Linked DNA regions of Homo sapiens: region 2 is linked to region 1. A link is a loop called in an ENCODE intact Hi-C map of the cell type or tissue named here. Cell type or tissue: tibial artery. All regions are shown on one strand.

What was found. Hi-C counts contacts between places; a loop is a spot of excess contacts. Peaks named below come from ENCODE experiments on the same cell type or tissue, not always from the same donor. Only the 100,000 strongest peaks of a DNase experiment are listed, where the experiment ranks them.
Region 2: it touches region 1 in a loop (6-fold over the local background); 93 of 110 quality-filtered maps call a loop at or near these places.

The regions. Positions count from the first base shown.
Region 1 is chr14:93,653,217-93,657,216 of GRCh38, forward strand. UNC79 (unc-79 subunit of NALCN channel complex) reads left to right here. Exons shown (of 52, transcript NM_001395159.1): 39 at 526-638; 40 at 724-809; 41 at 2,018-2,191. Among named protein-coding and RNA genes, the nearest start is that of PRIMA1, 130 kb to the right of the region's middle. In tibial artery, a CTCF peak has its summit at 2,051 (motif pointing right); no DNase peak of the experiment used is centred here; H3K27me3 peaks cover 917 bases.
Region 2 is chr14:93,890,955-93,894,954 of GRCh38, forward strand. No RefSeq gene overlaps it. Among named protein-coding and RNA genes, the nearest start is that of FAM181A-AS1, 33 kb to the right of the region's middle. RefSeq lists enhancers at 1-761, 1,797-2,571, 2,572-3,345. In tibial artery, a CTCF peak has its summit at 2,203 (motif pointing left); no DNase peak of the experiment used is centred here; H3K4me3 peaks cover 344 bases; H3K27ac peaks cover 832 bases.

The DNA.
Region 1 (4,000 bases):
GGTCAAATTGCACCTGTCAAAGTCCAGCCTTTTTACAAGTGTCAGCTCAGATGCCCAAAGAAAACTTCCCACATCTCCTAATGAGAATGAACATCTCTCTCACTGCATATATATATATATATATGAATTTTTTTTTCCTCAGAGCAACTCTGTCTTAGCCAGTGACACTTTCCTGGGAGGATTTTCCTGGTAATCCTCATCCAGGGCTCCAGTCTTGACTGTCATTCTGTGAGCATGTGACCTTTGTATGTGACCTCTTCTCTCAGGATCTCATAACCTTCCTGAGTCCATTGTGGGACCTGGAATACGTCTGAGACTACACTGGCATTTCATGGTTCTCTCTTTCTAAAAACTTCTTGTTAACAGGGATTAGGTTTGAGTAGAATATTTCATTTCACTGATGAACATGACAGTGAGCTATCCCATCAGAGGCATGGTGTGCAAATGTCTGAACTCTAAGTAAATATCTGAACACCTGCTCACTGGCCCATGACTTCGTGTCTTTTCTCCCCTGTTCAACTCCAGCATGATGGTTCCCGGCAATGCGGCGGGGGTGGCCAAGCAGTTCCTGCGCTGCATCTTCCATCAGTTGGCCCCCAACGGCATCTTCCCGCAGCTGTTCCAAAGCACGATCAAAGGTAATTCATCCACTGAGGATCCAGGCACCACAAATTTGCCTCATCCCAGACACCCAAACACTAAATCCGATCGTTGACTTTCCAGATGGGACTTTTTTACGGACCTTAGCCTCGTCTCTGATGGACTTCAATGAGCTGAGCTCCATCGCAGCTCTCAGTCAGCTCCTAGAGGTGGGTTTCCTTTAATGACACCCTAAGCCCCAGCCGAAACTCTAAGCCCCAGCACAACTGTGGGCTGTGTTTCTTTGAGTCACACCATAGGATACTGCTGAGGAAGGATTGCAATGTTATTTAATTTAAAAATGAAATCTAAAATTTTAAAATTAAAAAATATATATTAAATTTAAAGCTAAGGGCTGAGTGCAGTGGCTCATGCCTATAATCCCAGCACTTTGGGAGACTGAGGCAGGAGGATTGCTCGAGGCCAGGAGTTCAAGACTAGCCTGTGCAACATAGCAAGACCCCCATCTCTACAAAATAAAAATAAAAGAAATTAGCTGGCATGGTGACACATGCCTGTAGTCCCAGCTACTCAGGAGACTGAGGGGGAAGGATCACTTGAACTCAGGAGTTGGGGGCTGCAGTGAGCTGTGATGGCTACATTACACTCCAAGTTGTAATGGCTACATTACACTCCAATGGCTACATTACACTCGCAACGGAGCGAGACCCCCAACTCAAAAGAAAAATAATAGAAAATGCTAAAATTTAAATAATTTAAATTTTAAAAATTAACATAATTTAAATTTTAAAAATTAACATAATTTAAATTTTAAAAAGTTAATTAAGAAATAGAATTGCATAGAATAGTGTCAGTTGGACATTGCGGCTTTGCGTGGATTTACTCTTCATTGAAAACTTCTCCATACCCTCAGCTAAGTCGTGACCTTGCTTCCACAGAACAACTTGGTTTTCCAAGGGCAGAGTGGTGGGTGGAGCTATGGGCGTTGGATCAAGAGACTTGGGTTCAAGTCTCAGCACTGCTGCAGGTCAGCTCTTGGGGTTTGCTTGCGGGAGATGCTCACTGCTAGAAAAAAAGCTGCAGCTCCTGTAACTCTATGCTCAGTCTTTGTGCTGGGGATTATTTACAGTGAGCATCATTCATTGTTTTCTTAGCACCTAACCACACCAATTGTAGACCCTTGGAAGCTGTTTCCTATTTCTTGCTCACTTTTCACCTCTCATCAATTTTCCCCCTTAAGTTTGTCTGAACGATTTTCTCGTTATCCTTCCAGTCTATCACAGGGATTGGCCTATGTAGTAGGCACTGAACACGTTTATAGCCTGAAGATGTGACTTTTAAACTGACATTTACCAAATAGCGCTATGCATTCCCGTGCTGTTTCAGCAGTTGATGGCCTATGCTTTTGTGTTTTTAGGGTCTAAATAACAAAAAGAATTTACCAGCAGGGGGTGCTATGATTCGCTGTTTGGAAAACATTGCAACCTTCATGGAAGCTTTGCCTATGGATTCTCCTAGTAGCCTCTGGACCACAATTAGCAACCAGTTTCAGACATTTTTTGCCAAGCTGCCTTGTGTTTTACCTCTGAAGGTAAGCTGAGCCGAAGGTTTCATTTTCAATTAATTTCTTACCATTTTCAGACCGTTTATTTACAAGCAGCAGAGTCTTGGGTGATTTAATGTATCGCAAAGGTTAATGAGGAAACTCCGTCAGCCATGGAGTGAGGATGCTTATTTGGGTTGTTCTGTCTTCTCTTAGAGAATGACAGGAATGTGGAGTGAGCATTTTGCTCACTGACTATGAATATGCATGTTTCCAGTTGATTTGAAAAAAAAAAAAAAAAACAAAAAAACAGCCAGGAAGACATGAGTAGACTGTGTTTATCCGGCAGTTTTTCTCCCGTAGATATTAAATAAGTAAGTAAATAGTTTTGTCCAAAAGCAGCTCAGACATATAATGTAAAGTTTCCATTTTAGAGAATTATCTAAAGGGAAGTAATTGCTGTGTTTGTGAATGATGATGTTTCTGCTTGACTGTTACCCCCTACACCATACCATCTCCCAAGAATACACACACAATTACCTACCTGGAAATCTGGTGGCCCAAGGATCATTGACAACATGAGCTCAGTAAATGCAAATAAGAAGCCAATACTGTTAAAGCTGGAAGAAACCTATAAAGATCATCCCTTCCAATGCCTCTGTTTTCTAAATGAATTCTGCAAATTCAGAGAGATGGTATAGCTTCTGGAAACAACACAGTGGTGGCAATGTGAGGATTAGAACTGAGGTTTTCTGACTCACAGTCCAGTGCTCATTTCACTAGCAGACTCTTCTTGCCCTTCTGCAGCAGGGGTGAGTTGAAGGCATTCATGTCTCTAGAGTAGGGGGCAGAGTGGTGGCTGGCAGTGGTGTTGCTGGCTTTGAACCTGACCTGTTCCATGAGGTTTTTTGTGCTTTCTCTATGCAGATTACAGAAGCATTTAACTGGCAACAAAATGAATCAGGCAGGGCATAGCGGCTCATGCCTGTAATCCCAACACTTTGAGAGGCAGAGGTAGGGGGATCGCTTGAACCCAGGAGTTTGAGAGCAGTCTGGGGAGCATGGCGAGACCTCGTCTCTACGAAAGATTAAAAAAAAAAAACATAGGCTAGGCAATATAGTGAGACTCTGTCTCTTAAAAAAAATTAGCTGGGCAAGGTGGCATGCACCTGTAGTCCCAGCTACTTGGGAGGCTGAGGTGTGCTCATTGTTTGAGCCCAGGAGGTTGAGACTGCAGTGAGCCATGATCGCACCACTGCACTCTAGCCTGGATGACAGAGAGAGACTCTGTCTCAAAAATAAATAAACAAATAGAAAGTATTTTAAAAATTAGCCAGGCGTAATGGCATGTACCTTTTGTCCCAGCTACTTGGGAGGCTGAGGTGGGAAGATTGCTTGAGCCTGGGAAGTCGAGGTTGTAATGAGCCATATTTGTGCCACTGCACTCCAGCCTGGGCAACAGAGTGAGATCTTGTTTCAAAAATATAAGATAAAATAAAAATAAAGTGCATTTCCCATAGACAGAAAAACAAAAGGATCAGGTTACCTATTAGTAGCTCCACTTCTGAAATGAGTATTATGTAACATAAGATACTTGATAAAGATCAACAACCTATGCTAATACATTTTTCCAAATGGGCAGATACTACTAATAGGTCTGTAAGGGATAATGCAGGGACCCTTAGCTCAGCGTGTGCTGCTTTGAGCTTTGAGTTACTGTAAGAAGCAGGAGTATAGAGGAGGGATCTTTACCACCTCTTATATTCTATGATCCTCGTTTGCCCACAGATGTGGAGTAGCTGAATAAATCCAAGCAAGAAGGGTTAGTACTTTGAAACTGTGTATGTGTATAGCTAC
Region 2 (4,000 bases), 240 kb after region 1:
TGACTCTGGATGTTTCCATGAGCTGGCTGTGGTCTCACTCACACTGGGGCCACCTGTCACCCCACACTCCTGGCCGCCTGTCCACCTCTGCACCCCTCCTCTTCCATCCATTCTGCATGCCCTTGCTGAGGAAACTTTCCCCAATACCAACATCCTAACATTTCTCCGGCTCCTCTTGCCAGTTCATTCTCCTTCCTGCTGCTCCGGATTCCTCTTCTAAGGGCCGTCTGGAAGCTCCAGTCACCCCCGCACAAGCCGTCAGAGCCTCTCACGCCCTGACGCCTTTGCTGTCCTGCAGGCTTCCCCCTCCCCCGTTCCTCCTGGTACCCCAGCCTTTCCAGCCAGCCTGGTTGCCATATGACCCGTGGCCCATCTGCTCCTGATGTGAACCTGTGTCCCACGGATCCTGAATCCTGAATACCATAGTCACCTGGCATTGCCTTCCACTTCTACTCCCTCTTCCTCTGCCCCGGCCCCTGGGCTTCACCCAGGGGATAGTAATGGTCACTGTCTGGCCTCTGTGTCCCCAGTCTCTGCCCTTGTGGAGTTGAAAAGCCTTCAAAGACCCTTGTGGGTTTCTATGAGAAATCCAAACCTCTGCGTGGCTTAAGAGGCTTGTTCAGGTCTAGGGCCAGGCCATGCTGAACTCTCTCACCCCGTCGCTCGTCACTGCTCCCCTCTCTCCAGCTATATCCAAATGTGTGTCATTCTCATCAAGCTTTTGCAGGCTCTGTCCCTTCCACACTCTGCTCACATTTCCCAGAGCCCCCTCTCCTCTCCTTCACCTGCTCTTTACCCCGAAACACTCAGTTCAAATGCCCCCTTCTCCAAAAGGCATTCCCAAAAACACCCTGGGCGATTTTAATACCTGAAGCGCCAAGAATCTCAACCTTTTCCACCGTCCCAAGGCAGTCACAGGAGGACACATGTCCATGGGCTGGGCCGGGTTTTTGGCATGGTTGCTCTAACTCCTCACCTAGAACATTCTAGGAAGCCTGTCATGTCAGTAAGGCTGATGTATGTATAGGAATAACCTGACTTCCACTTTGATTTGTAGAGTGAATCATGGACGTCAGTCTTGGAGCAGTGCCCGGGCACACCTGCTTTGCTGGGAAACTCACGGTGGATTGCAGCCCCCTGGGGGGTGCCACACCCCACTGTTCCGCCACCACTTTCCAGGCAGGGTTGTAACTGATTGCATGTCAGCCTCCTGCTGGGCTGTTAGCCCCGGTGTGTGAGGCATCCTGGTGACGTTCCTTCTGCTCTTTTGGTGGAGGCAGTTGTGGTGGGGTGGGGATAGCACTGCGCTAGGGCCAAGGGTCCCCATGGCTTCTCCCCTTGGGATGGCAGAGGGAGGGAGAGGCCCGCTCAGGGACCCGCTCACTCTAGACCTTCTGTTTCTGACTCTGGAGGGATGGGCCCAGAGCTGTGCTTGTTAACAAGCTCACAGCGGGCTGGGCATGGTGGCTTACTCCTGTAATCTCAGCACCTTGGGAGTCCGAGGCAGGGGGATTGCTTGAATCTAGGAGTTCAAGACAATCCTGGGCAACATAGAGAGATCCCATCTCTACAAAAAATGTAAAAACTAGCTGGGTGTGGTGGCGTTTGCCTGTGGTCCTAGCTACTCGGGAGGCTGAGGTGGGAGGATCACTTGAACCCCAGAGGTCAAGGCTGCAGTGAGCCATGATTGCATTGCATCACTGTACTTCAGCCTGGGCAACAGAGTAAGACACTGTCTCAAAAAAAAAAAAAAAATCCAGGGGAGTTGGGATCTGGCATTCTGGCATTTGGGAACTTTTGGGTCGCCATTCCCACAAGGCTTCACGTCCATCATTGCATAACTCTGCGGCAGAGCAAGTGGCTATGGATACACCTGTTCACAGGTAAGGGAGGCTCAGAGATGGGGGTCTTGCTAGAGGCAGCACAGTTAGGCTATGTGGCATCTGAAAAGACACACCCGAGCCTCTCTCCCCAGTACCCCTGCGTTTCTGCTCCTGCACCCCTGAAATTTGAAGACCTGAATGTTCACTATTGCACGGACTAAATTTACAGCGGGGAGCAGACGGGGGAGGTGGGGAGCGGACTCTGAGTTCTCTCCATTATGTTGCAGGCCCTGGAAGTTGAGCCGGGCTGTTTGGATTATGAAGCCAGAGTCGGCAAGGCCTGGGCCACCTGGTGGCTACTCTGGGAACTGCAGGCAGGTACCCAGGAAGCAACAACAGGCCTGTTGTGGACCCCTATTCTGCACGGGAGGCAAAGGCCACTCTGCTTGTTATGATGACTGAACAACTGCACAGAGGCACCAATGCCCATTTGAGGAGCTGGCTCCTTTTGATTCAGGTTTAGAAATCTAAAGTCTCCGAGTCCGGCCTGGCTGGGCTCCAGGCAAGTTGGGGCTCTTCTGGACCTGTTTCCCGTCTGCTGGTGAAGAGGCTGGATTTAATCTCTGGGGAGCCTGCTTGGCTCTGAAAGTCTTCTATGGCATGAGTAGGGACAACTGATGACAATTCAACACAGCAAATTCTTGTTCAAGTCCGAGTTTCGGGATTTGGGGAGGGGTCCTGCACACCTTGAGCTTGGAAATGTGCTACCCCACCTCCTGGGGAAAGAAAAAAGACGGGCTGAAATGAGCCCAGTTCTCCTCTTGGACTCTCGTGCTCGCCAGGCGTTTTTCAAAGATGTTCAAATGAAAGCATAATTGAAAAATGAGGCTGTAACTCCGGGAGAAGGGGTGGCAGGCCCAGGGCTGCTGACTTAATCACGCCGCCTAATGTCATTACCTCTGTGTTAATAACCGGTGCGGCGGCCGCAGGGAAGGAGCCCTTCACTGTGGCTCAGACACTTTCCAGCTGACGGGGCTTTTCTTCTTCTGCTGTTTTTCACTGCAAACAAATGCCTTTCTCCATTCCAGAGAATTCCCTGGAGTGAGGTAAACATATGAGTGCAAATGGGCTTTTTCTTCTTCTTTCTGAAATTCTTGAGCAGGAAAAAGATGTGCAGGGCTGTATCCTGGGACAAGGGATGGCCGGTGCTCAGCAAAGTCCCAGAGACCAGCCCTTCCCCTCCCATCAGCAAGGCCCAGAGACCAGCCCTTTCCCCTCCCATGAGCAAGGCCCAGAGACCAGCCCTTTCCCCTCTCATCAGCAAGGCCCAGAGACCAGCCCCTTTCCCCTCCCATGAGCAAGGCCCAGAGACCAGCCCTTCCCCTCCCATCAGCAAGGCCCAGAGACCAGCCCCTTTCCCCTCCCAGGCTGGGAGACAGGAGACCCAGAGCTCACCTCGGGGATGCGCGCCTTTCTCTCTCTCCTCTTTCTCTCCTCACTCTCAAGGAAACGCTCTCGTGTCCCCTTCCTTCCCCTCAATCATCCCCTCCTCTCCCTTCCCCTCCTTTTTACCAAAAACTCACTGGACAGTGGCACCATCCAGACCAGAAAAGCAAAGGCTGGGGGACTGCTCTGGGCTCCACCCTCCCCCAAATGCTGGGCTCTTCTGGGCTCCAGCCCAGCCTTTGCCTCCTTTTCATTTTGGGAAATTTGACAAATGCAGAAAAATCCTAAAAGGAAAATGACAACACCCCATATCTCCACTGCTCTGAATTAACCACTGTTAATATGAGACATTAATATATACTTATATGTGGCATTTTCACTTCTAGACATTTTTTAAGGAAAAACCACTCTCTTCTTTATTATTAAACAGGATACATGCACATTTTAAGGAAGTCAAACGATCAGAAAAGTAAAGGGAACCAACCACCGCCACTGATTCCCACCACCCAGAATTTGCCGCTGCTATTTTGGTGTCTTTGCTGGTAGTCATTTTGCTATGTGCAAATTAAAGAAATGAGACAAATAGCATATACATCTATTCTCTTTTAAAAATTAGAGTTCTACAACACAATTAGAATCCCCTTTGTCCACACACTTTATTCTCGTGAGCCCGAGAAAACCACTGCTCTCAGGCTGTGGCTGCCCTTGGAGCCCATTGTAAGCACATTTAC